2 separate regions of the Homo sapiens genome follow, and region 2 is linked to region 1. Evidence: chromatin loops called from intact Hi-C (ENCODE). Cell type or tissue: K562. All regions are shown on one strand.

What was found. Peaks named below come from ENCODE experiments on the same cell type or tissue, not always from the same donor. Only the 100,000 strongest peaks of a DNase experiment are listed, where the experiment ranks them.
Region 2: a loop joins it to region 1, with 5 times the contacts of the local background. A loop is called at or near these places in 2 of 110 quality-filtered maps.

What each region holds. Positions count from the first base shown.
Region 1 is chr1:65,288,458-65,296,457 of GRCh38, forward strand. The region is part of intron 2 of DNAJC6-AS1 (DNAJC6 antisense RNA 1); the gene reads right to left. It also overlaps a transcript of DNAJC6 not described here. Among named protein-coding and RNA genes, the nearest start is that of DNAJC6-AS1, 17 kb to the right of the region's middle. RefSeq lists a silencer at 1,040-1,099. In K562, no CTCF peak of the experiment used is centred here; a DNase peak (open chromatin) is centred at 4,784.
Region 2 is chr1:65,212,695-65,220,694 of GRCh38, forward strand. AK4 (adenylate kinase 4) reads left to right here. Exons shown (of 5, transcript NM_013410.4): 3 at 6,060-6,232. Among named protein-coding and RNA genes, the nearest start is that of AK4, 68 kb to the left of the region's middle. RefSeq lists an enhancer at 833-932. In K562, a CTCF peak has its summit at 3,062 (motif pointing right); a DNase peak (open chromatin) is centred at 3,097.

The DNA.
Region 1 (8,000 bases):
GAATTCTTAGGAGATGAACTGCTAAACATCGGTTTCAGAATCCTACATAATGATTTGTGAGTGTGTGTATGCCCAAAGAACATTGAATTTGTAGGCGAAATTTTAAGTACACAGAAAAGTGTAAAGCATTTATAAAGTGAATACACTGTGTAACTAGCATCCAAATCAAGTAACAGGAGGTTACTAGCAACCCAGAAGCCCCTTTCTAGTTCCTGACAACCCTCCAACCTCTACTAAGAATAACTAATGACCCAATGTTTTACACTGTAGATTCATTTTGTTCATTTTTGAATTTTGTATAAATGGAATCATTTAGTATATGATCTTTTGCTCTCATTTATTTTGCCCAAATTTATGTTTGTGAGACCCATTGTGTGGTAGTTGTAGTTCATTCTTTCTCATTCCTATATAGTATTCCATTAAGGGAATATACTAATTTAGTTTTTTCATTTTGGCAGACATTTCCAGTTTGGGTCTGCTATGAAAAGTACTACTATGAATATTCCCATATGTGTCTTTTGGTGCCCATGTGAACATATTTCTGTTGGTTATATACATATTTCTGTTGGTTATATATGTTAAAAATTACTGGGTCACATGGTATGTGCATATTGAGCTTTAATAGATACTGCCAAACAGTTTTACAAAGTGGTTGTACCAAGTTTTACTCCTCTCAGCAGGGTGTGAGATTTCTAGTTATTCCACATCTTTACCAACATTTGATACTGTCAGTCATTTAAATTTTTTTTTTTCCCCAAGATGGAGTCTCGCTCTGTTACCTAGGCTGGAGTGCAGTGGCACGATCTCGGCTCACTGCAACCTCCACTTTCCAGGTTCAAGCGATTCTCCTGCCTCAGCCTCCTGAGTAGCTGGGACTACAGGCGCGTGCCACCAAGCCTGGTTAATCTTTTGTATTTTTAGTAGAGACGGGGTTTTGCCGTGTTGGCCAAGCTGGTCTTGATCTCCTGACTTCTGATCCACCCGCCTTGGCCACCCAAAATGCTGAGATTACAGATGTGAGCCACTGCACCAGGCCAGTCATTTAAATTTTAGCCATTCTAGTTAGTGTATCTGTCACTGTGGTTTGCATTTGAATTTTCATGATGACTGTGAGGTTAAGCACCTAGTCATAAGTTTATTGGGTATTTGTATGTAGTCTTTTGTGAGAGGCCTGATTATGACCAGCACTTTTATCTAGACTTTCCCAGCCACCAGAACCATAAGATACAAATATGTATTGTTTAAGCTATCTGGTCTATGCTATTTTGTTACAGCAGCCTGAGCTTACTAAGGCAGAGGGGAAGTGCTATTGTACCAGTACCAAACATAGGCCTAAGAGCACTGTGTCATTGTTGTTTTTTTTTTTTTTTGAGACAGAGTTTCATTATGTTGCCCAGGCTGAGATGCAGTGGCATGATCTGGGCTCACTCTAACCTCCACCTTTCGGGTTCAAGCAAATCTCCTGCCTCAGGCTCCTGAGTAGCTGGGATTATAGGCGCCCACTGCCACACCCAGCTAATTTTTGTAGTTTTAGTAAAGATGGGGTTTCACCATGTTGGCTAGGCTGGTCTTGAACTCCTGACCTCAAGTGATCCACCCGCCTCGGCCTCCCAAAGTGCTGGGATTACTGGTATGAGCCACTGCCTCTGTCTGAGCATTGTATGTTAAAACAACACACGTATATATCTTACAGTTCTGGTGGCTGGAAAAGTCAAGATAAAGGTGCCAGCAGATTGCCAAATTTTCAGCTGCGTTTTCTGCCTTTTTTGTACTGATTTGTAGATTTTCTTAGAGATTTATATTGAGTCCTTTGAATGTATGTATTGGAAAAATCTTCTGTCAATGTGGTTTATATTTTCACTTTCTTAATGGTGTCTTTGGATGAACCGAAATTCTTTAATGCAGTCTACTTTATTGATTTGCTTCACAGTTCCTACTTTTTGAGTACTGTTTAAGAATTCTGTTTGCGTCAATATCGTGATATTACTTTATGTAGGTTTTCTTCTGAAAGCTTTGTTTTAGAGTATATTGATTTTTAAAAAATTTAAATGCATTTGTTCACATATCAGCCTGATCTATTGAAAAACACTTAAACACTTAAATAAGCTTAAATAATAACTTTTCCACAAACTATCTATGTGATCTTCGGCAAGGCAGTTAGCATTTTTTGTTGTTGTTGTTTATTTTTAAATTATTACCTTTCCTATGGTGCTGAAGGGCAGTTAGCATTTGAACTTAATTTCTTTAACTATAGTATGATAATAATAATATCCATCTTAGAGTATTGTTGTAAGCATCATGACTATCTAAATGTTAGCTATTATTAAAAAGTCAGCTATTAGCAAAGACATTTTCAGAGACAATTGGAGATACTTAGATATAGATTGGATGTTAGATGACAGTAAGGAATTATTAATTTTGTGTTGTGTAGGAAAATGTCCCCATTAGGAAATGCATCATGAAAAATTAAGAGGTGAAGTAAAATGTCTCAATTCATTCTTTAAAAGTTCAGCAAAAACAATAAAATCCCAAATATCTAGATAAAGCAAACTTGCAAAATGTTTCAAATTATTGAATTTTTTGTTTGTTTGTTTGAAGTGGAGTCTTACTTTGTCACCCAGGCTGGAGTGCAGGGCACTATCTTGGCTCACTGCAACGACCGCCTCCTGGGTTCAAGTGATTCTCTTGCTTCAGCCTCATGAGTAGCTGGAATTACAGGCATACACCACCACACCTGGCTAATTTTTGTATTTTTATTAGAGACGGGGTTTCACTATGTTGACCAGGCTGGTCTCGAACTCCTGAACTCAAGTGATCCACCCACCTTGGCCTCCCAAACTGCTGGGATTACAGATGTGAACCACCATGCCTAGCCAAATTATTGAATTTATACATTAGATATGTAGATATTCATCATGTGAAATTCTTTCAGCTTTTTTGGTATGTTTGAAATTTTCATAATAAAATATTCAAGGAAAGTTAGTAATGAATCTATAGCATTCCTATTATTTAACATTTTCTCCAAAGCTAAAGGTGCAGAAGGACCTAATTAAATGGATTTGAGTCACTTAGCCTGTTCTGCCTGGGAAAGGAGATTAAAATGAATTTAAAATAAAATGTGAACTATATCCCTGCATACTTGAGTGGGATAAAGCTGAGCCATAAAAATCCAGGTTTTACTGGGTGTAGAAAAAAGGAGAAGGTGAGGAAGGGGTATGAGATGTACTGAGTGCTGTTAAGGGTCAGATACTCTGCTGGGTGCTGTAAATATCACCTATCATTCATAAAGCAATTCTACGAGGTAAGCAATATTAGAAAAGTTTGATATGAAAAGTTTGATAGAAAAGCTTTGGATAACTTGACTAACACAACTAGTGGATAGTGGAGTGAGGATTTGTACCCAGATCTGTGTTTTTGCACACAGATCTGTTTTTGCTTTTCTTCTTTCGTTCCTACTTTCCTCTCTCCCTCCCACCGTTGTCACTTTTTTCCCACCTTCACTCCCTTTCCTTCGTTCTTCCTTTCTTTCTGACTTCTTTACAAATGTTTTTATTTTTTATTTACTTTTTACTTTTTGAGATGGAGTTTCGCTCTTGTTGCCCAGGCTGGAGTACAATGGCGCGATCTCAACGCACTACAACCTCTGCCTCCCAGGTTCAAGGAATTCTTCTGCCTCAGCCTCCCGAGTAGCTGGGATTACAGGTGCCTGCCACCACACCTGGCTAATTATTTGTGTTTTTAGTAGAGACGGGGTTTCACCATGTTGGCCAGGCTGGTCTTGAACTCTTGACCTCAGATGATCTACCCACCTTGGCCTCCCAAAGTGCTGGGATTACAGGCATGAGCCACCGCACCCGGCCTGGTTTTTTTTTTTTGTTTTTTTTTTTTAATGAATATTACGCTTTTCATTGTAGAAACTCTGGAAAACACGTTTGTATTAATTTAGGTTTTGCTACATAATAAACCACCCCAAACTTTTTTCTTTTTTCCTGAGACAGGGTCTTGGTGTATTGCCTAGGCTGGGGTGCAGTGGCATGAATGTGGCTCATTACAGCTTCGACTTCCTGGGCTCAAGCAATCCTCCTGCCTCAGTTTCCTGAGTGGCTGGGACCACAGGCACACACCATCATGCCTGGCTATTTTCTTTAATTTTTTTTTGTAGAGATGGGGTCTCATCATGTTGCCTAGGCTGGTCTCAAACTCCTGGGCTCAAGTGATCCTCCTGCCTTGGCTTCCCAAAGTACTGGGAATATAGGTGTGAGCCATTAGACCCAGCCAGTTTTTTTATTTTTTATTTTTATTATTTTACACTGTGTTGAGATAACCACCCCCAAAATTAGTGGCTTAAGACAGCATACATTCAGGTCACAATTCTGCTGGCAGTAATTTAAATGGGCTCAGAGGGCAGTTCTTCCAGTCTGGGCCAACCTCAGCTGTTGTCATTGGGGCTCACTCAAACGTATGAGGCATCAGCTGGGATGTCAGGATCAGCTCCTCCATGTGGCCTCCCATCCTACAGCAGACTAGCTTGGGCTTGTTCTCTTGGAGAAGGAGAAGAGGAGCCAAGAGAGCAAGCAGAAATCCACAATGCTCTTGGGCCTGTGTCTGGAGCTGGTAAAACAGTACTTCCCCTCTGCCTCAGTCAGCTCAGGCTGCTGTCACAGAACATCATAGACTGGATAGCATAAACAACACACACTTATATCTCACCATTCTGGTGGCTGGGAAAGTCAAGATAAAGGTGCTGGCAGATTCAGTTGCTATGAGGACCCTTATCCTGGCTTGCAGAAGGCTGCTTGCTGTCTTCTCATTGAGTCCTCACATGGGGGTAGATGGGGTGTGTGTGAGAGAGAGCCAGAGAGACAGTGAGCACATGCTCTGGTGTTTCTTCTTTTCCTTATAAGGACACTAATCCCATGATGGGGGCCCTACCCACATAACCTCATTTAAACGTAATCATCTTCCAAAGGCCCCCATCTCCAAATACTACCACACTGGGAGTTAGGCCTTCAACATAGGAATTTTGGAGGGACACAGACACTCCCCAACACCCTCTATTGTACAAAGCAAGTCACAAGGCCAGCCCAGATTCAAGGAGTGAAGAAGTGTACCCTACCTCTTGGTGAGAAGAAATATAAAATAATATTGCATTGTGATATGGGTGGCAGCAAGTGAGGGTGAGTGGGATGAATGTTTGCAGCCATTTTTGCAAACATTTTTTCATAACATACAAAAATAAACATCTACTTTAAGTCATTTCTAATACCATTATCAAGAGCTAATTATTGTTAATATGTTGGTCTATGCACAAATAGGGGCAGATATGCACGTACAGAGGCATAGTTTTGTCTGTACACATACAGAGGCAGATTGCTTTTAAGAATATAATTTTCATTTAGAATCAAACTTATGTTCTATTAGTGTATTTTCCCAGGTATTAAATTTTCCTTGAAAACATGTTTACCCTATGATGCAAAGGAAATCAACATAAATTACTATGTTCCAGGCATTGTGCTAAGCACTTTCACTCAGTTATCTTAACTAAAAAACAAGTTTCTTGTTAATTTGCAGGGTTAATTTGCATCAAAACAAGGAATTCATTTGTTGCTACAAAGAAAAAGCAATGAAAGGACTTTGTGAAAAGGTTCAGAGAAAATGATAATGGTTAAGACATATCAGCAATACCCATTTTTCTCTTGAAACCTGACTTGTGAACTATAACAGAAAATACAGAAGATAAATCCTTGTACCTATTGCCCACCAATCCAGTCTTTCCATTTTATAGGTGAAGTCATGTCATTATTTATGTATTTGTTTGATTTGGCTGTATTTCAGGATCATGTTGAACATCAGTTCTTATTGTATGGGTAACATAAATAAGAAGCAGAAAATGTAGAGGGCAAAGGCCAAAGTTTGATCCTGGGCTTGGGACTGATTAGTTGTTGACTATGAAAAAAAAATCACTTAATTTTTTTGAGTTCAATTTTATCATCTGTAATTACAAAAGCTTCAATCTTCTTAAAATTGGTGTGAAGATTGACTACAGCATTTTATATCTGCACTGTCTGATGTAGTAGCCACTGGCTATAAGTGGCTATTGAGCATTTGAAATGTGGCTAGTCCAATTGAGATGTGCTGTAAGTATAAAATACACAGTAGATTTTGAACACTTAGGTGGAAAAATATATAAAATATCTTATTGATTACATGTTGAAATGGCAATATATTGTACCCATTGAGTTAAATAAAGTGTTATTAAAATTAATTCACTTGTTTATTTTTTAAATTCACTTGTAAAAATTTATTTTGGCTGCTGGAAATTAAAATATTACACATATGGCTCACATTATATTTCTGCTGGACAATGTTTTGCTTAAAAAATGTTCTCTGTACAATATAGAGTACAGCATAAATGTTAGTTATAGCCAGAAAAAAAGTATAGGAGGTTTAGTTGAATATGTAAGGATTCTAAGTGGTAGCATGATGCTTATTATTTTTGCTACATTTATAATGTAAGCTTTTATTTAGGCATCTGAAGTTTTTCTTTTTATGTGTTATAGAGAAGTAGGGATGGAAGTGCTAATCCAATTATGTGAGGAAATCATAATAACTTCAGTGTATTGAGCTACAGTGATGCAGGCATTGTGTTAAGTACTGTATTAGGCAGGATTCCTTTGATTACAAGTGACAGAGATGCAATCTGAATTAACTAAATTGAAAAAGGGGGATCTTGTAATTGTATGAAGCATGGGAGTGCATCTGGGTCTCCTGAATTTCTAGAATATAAACACTGTTTTTCCTATATACCTATCTTCCTCTCTCAAATTTACTTCTCCCTCCTCAGCAGCATTGTTCTCTCAGATCACTTGTCTCCATATGTCAGAAAGAATGGCTCCTTCAACCTCTGTGTGTCATCTTTGCTCTAGGGAAGGATAGACTCAGACTTGCTCTTTCTGGTTTTAAATGGAAAAGTCCTGTGAAAAAGCCATGGTTGACCTAGCTTGGTTATAGGTACCTATCCCTGGGCTATGGCAGCTCTAACCCAACCACAGAAGAGAATTTCCCAGAAAAAGGGACCATTCTTCTTGGTTGATAAAAGAATAAATGTACACTATAGCTACTCTAGCTAATTTAATATGTACAGCCAATCAGTAGGGTAGTACCTCAATGAACAAATGAGAAACTGAGACTCAGAAAAGTTATGTATTTCATTCAAGTTCAAATATCCAGGCTGGAAGTCTGGGTCTGTCCATCTCCAAAGCCCATGTTCTTAACTACCACACTGAGAAAGTTCTAGTAAATGGGGTTTGTGTCGACTTAAGTTTTACTGAATTATTTAATAGGTCTTTGCTATTTTTTTCCTCCTATCATTGCTTCCCATTGAAAGTTAAGATAGATTGAGGACAAGGGAACTGGCCCCATGGTAATACTCAGTAAATCCTTATGGAATTGAAAACCAACACCACTATGCTCTCCAATCTTGTGACCAAGGCTATAAAGGCGTTAGAAAAGCACTGCTATCATTATCTTTGTACCATGAGCTTAAGACATAGTTACCACTACTTGGACATTTCCTTTTTGTAATTTGCAGTCTTCTGCCTTCTTTTGAAAACTTCTTATTTTTCACCAACACATGGTTCCCTATAGTCTATACCACATGGGCATAGAGATTTCAGAGGCAAAGATGAAAGAGTCATACTCTGTTATTCATAAATAAAATATAGCCAAAGGGAATTTTAAAAAATGATGATCTGTAAGTCTTTCAGAAAAATGGTCTGGAGTTTGTCAGTCTCCTACTCGGATCAAAAATAAAGTCAAAGTTTTCAACTAAAATAATTGCAATAGGCTACAAATCTGTTTGTCTACTTTAATACAGTAGAAATGGAAAGTAGAAGTAAGTGACAACTTTATTGGCTGAATTCATATTAAGCAGTGTGATGGAATGCTGAGAACTCTGACCCGGACTGGTCAGAAAACCAGTCTCCTATATGTAGCTCTGT
Region 2 (8,000 bases), 76 kb before region 1:
CCCAGGCTGGAGGATTCTTTTTAACAATTACTTTTTATATGCCTGATACAGCAGCATCGTTGCATAGAAAGAGAGAACACTTTAGCAGAAATCTAAGGACCAGATGTCATATGCATTGTGCTGTTGGCTTTCACTGAATCCAAGCTTAATTAAACTGAGGCTAATAACTTCTCTATCCACCTCATAGGGTTAATGAGAAGAGTAAGAGGTAAGTAAATTTATAGAAATGCTTTGTGAACAGTTTAGTATATGTGAAGCATAAAGGCTATGTTTGCTGAGTTGCAGACTTGGAAGCCATGTAGTCCAGCTCCTTCCAAGGCACAGTTGTCTTGTCTTTGTGAATGCTTCTAGAAAAGGGCACTCACTACAGAAAATACCACAAAGCTGCCACTTTTCTTGATTTGGATCCTTAGTTACAGTTAACACAGCCTGCACGTGCACTAGTTCCTTGGAAGTTATACCATGTTGCTACCTCAAGGTACACTTGTATTATCAACAGCTTAAGAGTGAGTCTTTGTGTTGAATTTATCCATCTGTAACCCAAATGAAACCTCACCGTGATAAGGTATTGAACCAGATCAGGAAAGTAGATTAAGGAGCTTTACTATTAAAGAGTCAGGTAGGTGATGAAAGGGGCAAACTGAAAACCAGTGGAAGGAGGCTTATGGAAGTAGTGGCTGTGTTGTGCCCAGGTTCTGTGCTGTGCTGGGGTTGAGCTCCCTGTGACTCATGACTACCTGTGCTGAGCTGTAACTGCCACAGAGAGCACCAGGGACTCCCCAAGCTCTTAGAAAAAACCCAGAAAAGGAATTAAATGTGGGTGGATGAGGGCCTTTCTTTCCTGCTGCTGCGTTTTTATTGAATTGGGAAATGAGCTGAGCTCCTAGGTGAGCTCTACCAAGAGCAGCAGCAACCGTTTATTAATCAGCACACTCTCCATGTGCCCAGCACTTTGCATCTTATACATTTGACAGGGATTGTCACTTTTAATCCTCAAACTGCCCTGTGCAGTAGGCATTACCCTTTGTCATGGGCTGAGTTGTGGGTGTGTCCTCTGACCCCGAATTCCTGTGTTGAAGCCCTAACTGCCCCCCCAGTACCTCAGATTGTGACTATATTTAGAGAGAAGGTCTGTAAAGAGGTGATTAACTTCAAATGAGGTCATTAGGGTGGGCCCCAATCCAATCTGACTGGCGTCCTTATAAGAAAAGGACATTTGGACGTGGATACATAGAGTGAAGACCATGTGAAGGCAGCAGGAGAGACAGCCATCTATGAATCAATTAGAGGCCTCTGAAGGAGCAAACCCTGCTGATACCTTGGTCTTGGACTTATAGCTTCCAGGATTGTTTAAGCCACCCAGTCTGTGGCAGCCCTAGCAAACTAATGTGCCCTCATTTTTGTTGTTGTTGTTGTTTGTTTGTTTGTTTGTTTTGAGATGGAGTCCCTCTCTGTTGCCCAGGCTGGAGTGTAGTGGCACGATCTCGGCTCACTACAACTTCCACCTCCGGGTTCAAGTGATTCTCCTGCCTCAGCCTCCTGAGTAGCTGAGATTACAGGCGTGGGCCACCATGCCTGGCTTATTTTTGTATTTTTAGTAGAGATGGGGTTTTGCCATGTTGGCCAGGCTGGTCTTGAACTCCTGACCGCAAGTGATCCACCCGTCTTGGCCTCCCAGAGTGCTAGGATTACAGGCGTGAGCCACTGTGCCCGGCCCCTTGTTTCATATCTGATGAAACTAAGGATCTGAGAGTAGATGAAACTAAGGATCTGAGAGTATATGAAACTTGCCAAAGTTCTCACAGTTACGGCTAGGTAAAGTCCCGGGATTAAATCCAGGTGCGTCTGATTACAGGTAGAGATAAATCTAGGCATTAAATCCAGGTGTGTCTGTTCCCAAAGCTTGTGCTTATACCTAATGTGTTATTGAGTCCTGAATGTGTCTACCTTAAGGCTATTTCTCCTCACTTTTGAAATAGTGAGTGGCACCCAGATCTTTGACTTATTTCTGGTCCATTGTTCTTACTAATATACCATGCTTGCCTCCCCTGCCACCACTTTCCTTAGAGGTAAGATACTGCACAAGTACATGAGAGCCTCTGGAGAAGAATGTCACAAACAGGTGACTAAGTTAGGGAGTTCGTAAATCTGGAAAGATTTGCATGTGTTTGGGACTTTCCTTCCCAGCTCACTTCTGATGAAGTGAGATAGAGGCGACTTGTTCTTCAAAGTGGTTTGTTACCTACTTAGAAGTAGAGTTAAGCCTGACAGAAAAATGGGGCAGATAAGTGTTTAGTGTCATACTTGCACTGTTGCTGTCACTGAGAAGTTTGGTGGTTCGTCATGAATCGGGGTAAATATTAGAAATACCCAAGTCCTGCTCTCACTCCTAGATGTTCTACTCTAGGAAAGTCTGGGACAGGATCTGAGCATCCATCATCATTGATTTTTTTTCTTTTCTTTTCTTTTCTTTCTTTCTTTCTTTTTTTTTTGTTTGAGGCGGAGTCTTGCTCTGTCACCAGGCTGGAGTGCAGTGGCACGATCTCTACTCACTGCAATCTCCGCCTCCCGGGTTTCATTGATTCTCCTGCCTTAGCCTCCTGATTAGCTGGGATTACAGGCGCCTGCCACCATGCCCGGCTAATTTTTATATTTTTAGTAGAGATGGGGTTTCACCAAGTTGGCCAGGATGGTCTTGATCTCTTGATCTCAGGTCATTCACCCGCCTCGGCCTCCCAAAGTGCTGGGATTACAGGCGTGAGCCACCATGTCCGACCCTGATTTTTTCTTTTGAGTCTTCCTTGGTGATTTTGATGTGCTCATCAAATGGAGAACCCTTGAAGTTGTGGAATGGTTTATTTCTATAGTTGTTCCTTCTAAACCAGCTTTAGGTACCTGTTGCTTGTAGTCTAAATCACTGGAATTAATTATCATCTGTGGTCTTTAGCAGGTCTGAATGTGAGAGTCCAGTAGGTAGCAGGTGCTATCCAACATGTTTTTGAAATTTTTCTTGCTGAGTTCAGCCTATTTTGTACACTTTGCATTTTACTCCTCCAGAGGGCTCTAGAGCTCAGCTGAGCAGACTGGCTTGTTACCCTCATTAGACAAAGAAACTAGCCAATAAGATTTGAGCTTTTATTTGTTGGAGGAACTAATGTTATGTTATCTTTTAGAGCTTCCTGTTCTTTTCTTTTCTAGTGCTTCCCCCGCTCCCAGCTCTCAACCTCTATCCGATATAAAGACTGTTTTCTTGTCAAGGTCACAGTTAGTGATGCTAGAACACAAGGCAGAGACTGTGGCTAAGCTTTCAGGTCTTAGAAGAGGGATCTCTAAAATTCTTTGTTTACATTTATCAGTGAGAAGGTTGAATTTACATCTTCAATATATGGATAATTATGTATAAATTATTTATTTACCCATGCAGTTTCACTAATGTGATTGCAGTGCTTTTTTTTTTTTAGACAGTCTTACTCTGTCACCCAGGCTGGAGTGCAGTGGTACAATCTCAGCTCACTGTAACCTCTGCCTCCCAGGTTCAAGCAATTCTCGTACCTCAGCCTCCCTAGTGGCTGGGATTACAGGCATGCGCCACCAGGCCCAGCTAATTTTTGTATTTTTAGTAGACATGGAGTTTTGCCAGGCTGGTCTCGAACTCCTAGCCTCAAGTGATCCACCGGCCTGGGCTTCCCAAAGTGCTGGGATTACAGGCATGAGCCATCATGCCCGGCCACTAATACGACATTCTTTTAAAAGAATGAGCCAAGCCCTCCCTGCCTCCCGCTTCCCCAAAGTTCAAATATTTTCTTTCTGTACTTCAGTGAAGATAACTTTGGAAGCCACTGCTTTAGAAAATGCTTTTCATTGATGTGGCAGAGGTTTGCGGGGAAAGAGTTTATAGATGATCTTGAGGTTGTTTGGGCTGTAGGTACCTTTCTTTTTTTTTCTTTTTTCTTTCTTTCTCTTTCTCTCTGTCTTCCTTTTCTTTCTTTTCTTCTTTTTTTTTTCTTTTTGAGACAGGAGCTCACTATCTCACTCTGTCACCCAGGCTGGAGTGCAGTAGTGTGATTGTAGCTCACTGCAGCCTTGAACTCCTTGGGCTCAAGTAATCCTCCCACCTCAGCTTCCCAAGTACCTGTAACTACAGGCATGCATCACCAGTAAAAGCAATTTTTTAATTTTTATTTTTGGTAGAGATGGGTTCTCTCTACATTGCCCAGGCTGGCCTTGAATTCCTGGCCTCAAGTGATCCCACTGCCTCGGCCTCCTAAAGTGTTGAGATTACAGGTGTGAGCGACTGTGCCTGGCCTTGCAGGCAACTTTTTATTCCAATTGCCATCTTGACATTGTAGTGAAGAGTGAGTTGTCCAGGGAAAGGCAGAACCTGACAGTCATTGAGAGGGGACTTTATGTGGATGGCTCACAGGCAGTAAGGAAGGCTTTGGAGGAAGCATTGGAGAGTTAGCAAGCAATAGGTACCTGAAGCAGTGGCGTGGGTGGATTTTGTCACATTCAACTCAGTGAGCACTCAAATCAGCTTGGCATTCACACAGACTTAGGGGTTTCAATGCAGTGCTGCATATTCATGTTTGAGCCACCAACTTCCTGCAGTAAGGAAAGGAATTCTTTGAATTGTAAGTGCTACAGGGCCATGAATACCCATTTTTAAGTTGTCATCTTGATACTTCCAATTTTGAAAGGGTAGAGATGGGCTGGTATCCTTATCTGAATGGATTTAAAGTTTCTCTTCTGGATGTTGCATCTTTTATTATACTTTCAGCTCTTCATCTACCTGGTTCTTTAACTAGGATATAAAGACATTTTTTTAGAAAATGATAGTAGATCCAGCAAGATTTTTGTCAGAGCAGATAAACTGGAGTGATTTGTTTAGGAAAAAGTTACCACTGTGTAGCCCCACCAGAGCCAAACCTGGAGTTACATTTAAACAGGTCAATCTCTGAAGAAAAGTGTAATTTGGGGTCATATGACCTAACTCCTGAGGTCACCCAGAGCTTATACTTAAATCAGAAAAGGAAGAGATGCCCATGAGCCCAAATTTTAATTTTGTTATTTCCACACATTTAGAAAAGTAGGAAGAATAAGTTTTGCATTATCCCAATAGATTTAAAAACTCTAGTTCCTTTTAAAATCTTTAAATAGACTTAAAACAATTTCAAATTTTTTCCAGCTTTATCGCGGTATACTTGACAAGTAAGTGTATATATTTAAGGTGTACAATGTGATGCTTTGATACATACAGTGTGAAATGATTACCACAGTTAGGTTTAATAATTAACATATCCATCATCTCACATAGGTATGATTTCTTATGTGTGTGGCGAGAATCCTGAAAATCAACTCTGAGCACATTTCAAGTGTACAATACAGTATTTATGATAGTCACCATGCTGTTAATCAGATTGCCTACCTTGGTTAAAGTGCAGACTCAGGTGAAGGTCTGGATGGAGGATCATACTTTAATTGATTTAGACTCTAAAATAAATGTATATAGTTATTTTTGCTAACCTAAGAACCTACTCATAAATGGCTAGTGTTAAAATGATGTAAGATAAAATGCTTTCCCTTCACTTTTTTAACAGAAGTGGAAATGGAGGTGATGTAACTTGCCTGAGGTGACACAGGTAGTTAAGAGCAGAGAAAGGACTAGAGCCAGGACTGGTTTAGTGATTTTTAGTTTAGCGCATTTTAAATTTTTATCATATGATTCCTTAATCTTTGAGTCTTCCAAATGCAGAAGCTAGGTTATAGAATAGCATATTTTATTTTAATATTACATTTATGGAGGTAGATATTCTTGGTTAAAGCTCATTTTTAAAAAATAATTTCAACTTTTAGATTCAGAGGATACATGTGCAGGTTTGTGACATGGATTTATTATGTGGTGCTAAGGTTTGGGATGCAAATGATCCCATCACCCAGATAGTGTAAAGCTCCTTTTAGAATGGTATATGCAGATTTAATTCTGTCACTGAAAATGTTTCAAGAACTAATTGGAACTGGGCAATAGCTTGCATTTCACTTGTTTTGTTCTTTGCATTTAGGTTTTCCTAGGACATTAGGACAAGCCGAAGCCCTGGACAAAATCTGTGAAGTGGATCTAGTGATCAGTTTGAATATTCCATTTGAAACACTTAAAGATCGTCTCAGCCGCCGTTGGATTCACCCTCCTAGCGGAAGGGTATATAACCTGGACTTCAATCCACCTCATGTACATGTAAGAATATACAAAGTGCTTTCACAACCTGACAAGAAAAAGACAAACAATTTCCATTGAAAAGTGGAGAAAAGGATATGAGTAGACCATTCAAAAAAGAACAAATCTACATGACCAAAAAACATTTTTTAAATGTTCAAATGTAGTTGTCAGGGAAGGGACATTTAAGTATTTAAATAGGATATCACTTTGGATCTATTGGACTGGCAAAATCAAAATATAAAAATTTTTAATTTTATATTTATTACTGATAAATATATGTATACAATGTATATAATTATATTTATTTTATTTAAAAAATAAAACTAAAAGTCTATTGCTGGTGGGATCTGGGGAAAATAATACTCCCTTTTTTTGTTAGCTGAAGTATTACTAGCCTCTTTTTAAAGCAACATAACAATGTACATTCAGAATTTTAAGTAAATAATTTAATTCAGGCTACTTTTAAGAGAATAGCTGTGGAAATGGAAGCATTAGCAGGTTAGGTCATGTATAGGTTGATGCTTGTTTCAATGTTGCTGTAGTGGGCAAAAAACAAAACCAAAAAAATCTCAAAAAAGCAAATGAATGTCCATCTGTAGTGGAATGGTTAAATACATTGGAGAATATTTATACCATCTTGGAATATAATATAGTCAGTAAAAAGAATGAATTAGCACTACTTAAAAATTAATATACTTGATTTTTAGATAAGCTTTAGGTTTACATAAAAATTAAATGGAAAATCCCCTCCCTCACCCTAGCTTCTTCATTATTAGCATTTTGCATTAGTGTAGTACATTTGTTACAGTTAATAAACTAATATAGAAAAGTTATTAACTAAAATTCATAGTTTGCATTGACGTTTTCGTTTTTTATAGTCTATGGATTTTCACAAATGCACAATGACATGACATTTTTCCATCATTACTGCATTATACAGAATAGTTTCATGGTCTTATAATTTATATTTCCTGTGCTCTACCTATTAATTCCTCCCTGATTTTCGCCAAACTTCTGAAAACTACAGATCTTTTTACTGTCCTTATAATTTTGCCTTCTATAGAATGTCATATCGTTGGAATCATATAGTATATCTACTTATCAGACTTGGCTCCTTTCACTTAGTGATATGCACTACACATTCTGTGTTTTTTGGAGGCTTGGTAGCTCATTTATTTTTGTAAGTGAATAATGTTCCATTGTATGGATGTACCACAGTTTATTCGTTTTGAAGAACATCTTGGTTCCATGTCTTGGCATTTATGAATAAAGCTGCTCCAAATATTCACGTGCAGAGTTTTGTGCAAAATGTAAGTTTTCAACTATTTTGGGTAAAGACCAAGGAGTGTAATTGCTGGATTGTAAGTGTATATTTTAGCTTTGTGAGTAACTGGCAAATTGTCTTCCAAACTGGTTATTTGATTTTGCATTTCCACCAGCAATAAATGTTTCTATTTCTCCATATCATCACCAGTATTTAGTGTAGTAAGTGTTTTAGATTTCAGCCGTTCTGCTAGGTGAGCATTATAGTTTTTTGACATGGAGAAATCTTCTGAAAGTGTTTTTCTTTTTTATTTTCTTTTCTGAGATGGAGTCTCGCTCCATCACCCAGGCTGGAGTGCAGTGGCGTGATCTCAGCTCACTGCAACGTCCGCCTCCTGGGTTCAAGTGATTTTTCTGCCTCAGCCTCCTGAGTAGCTGGGATTACAGGCATGTGCCAGCATGCCTGGCTAGTTTTTGTATTTTTAGTAAAGACAGGGTTTCACTATGCTAGCCAGGCTGGTCT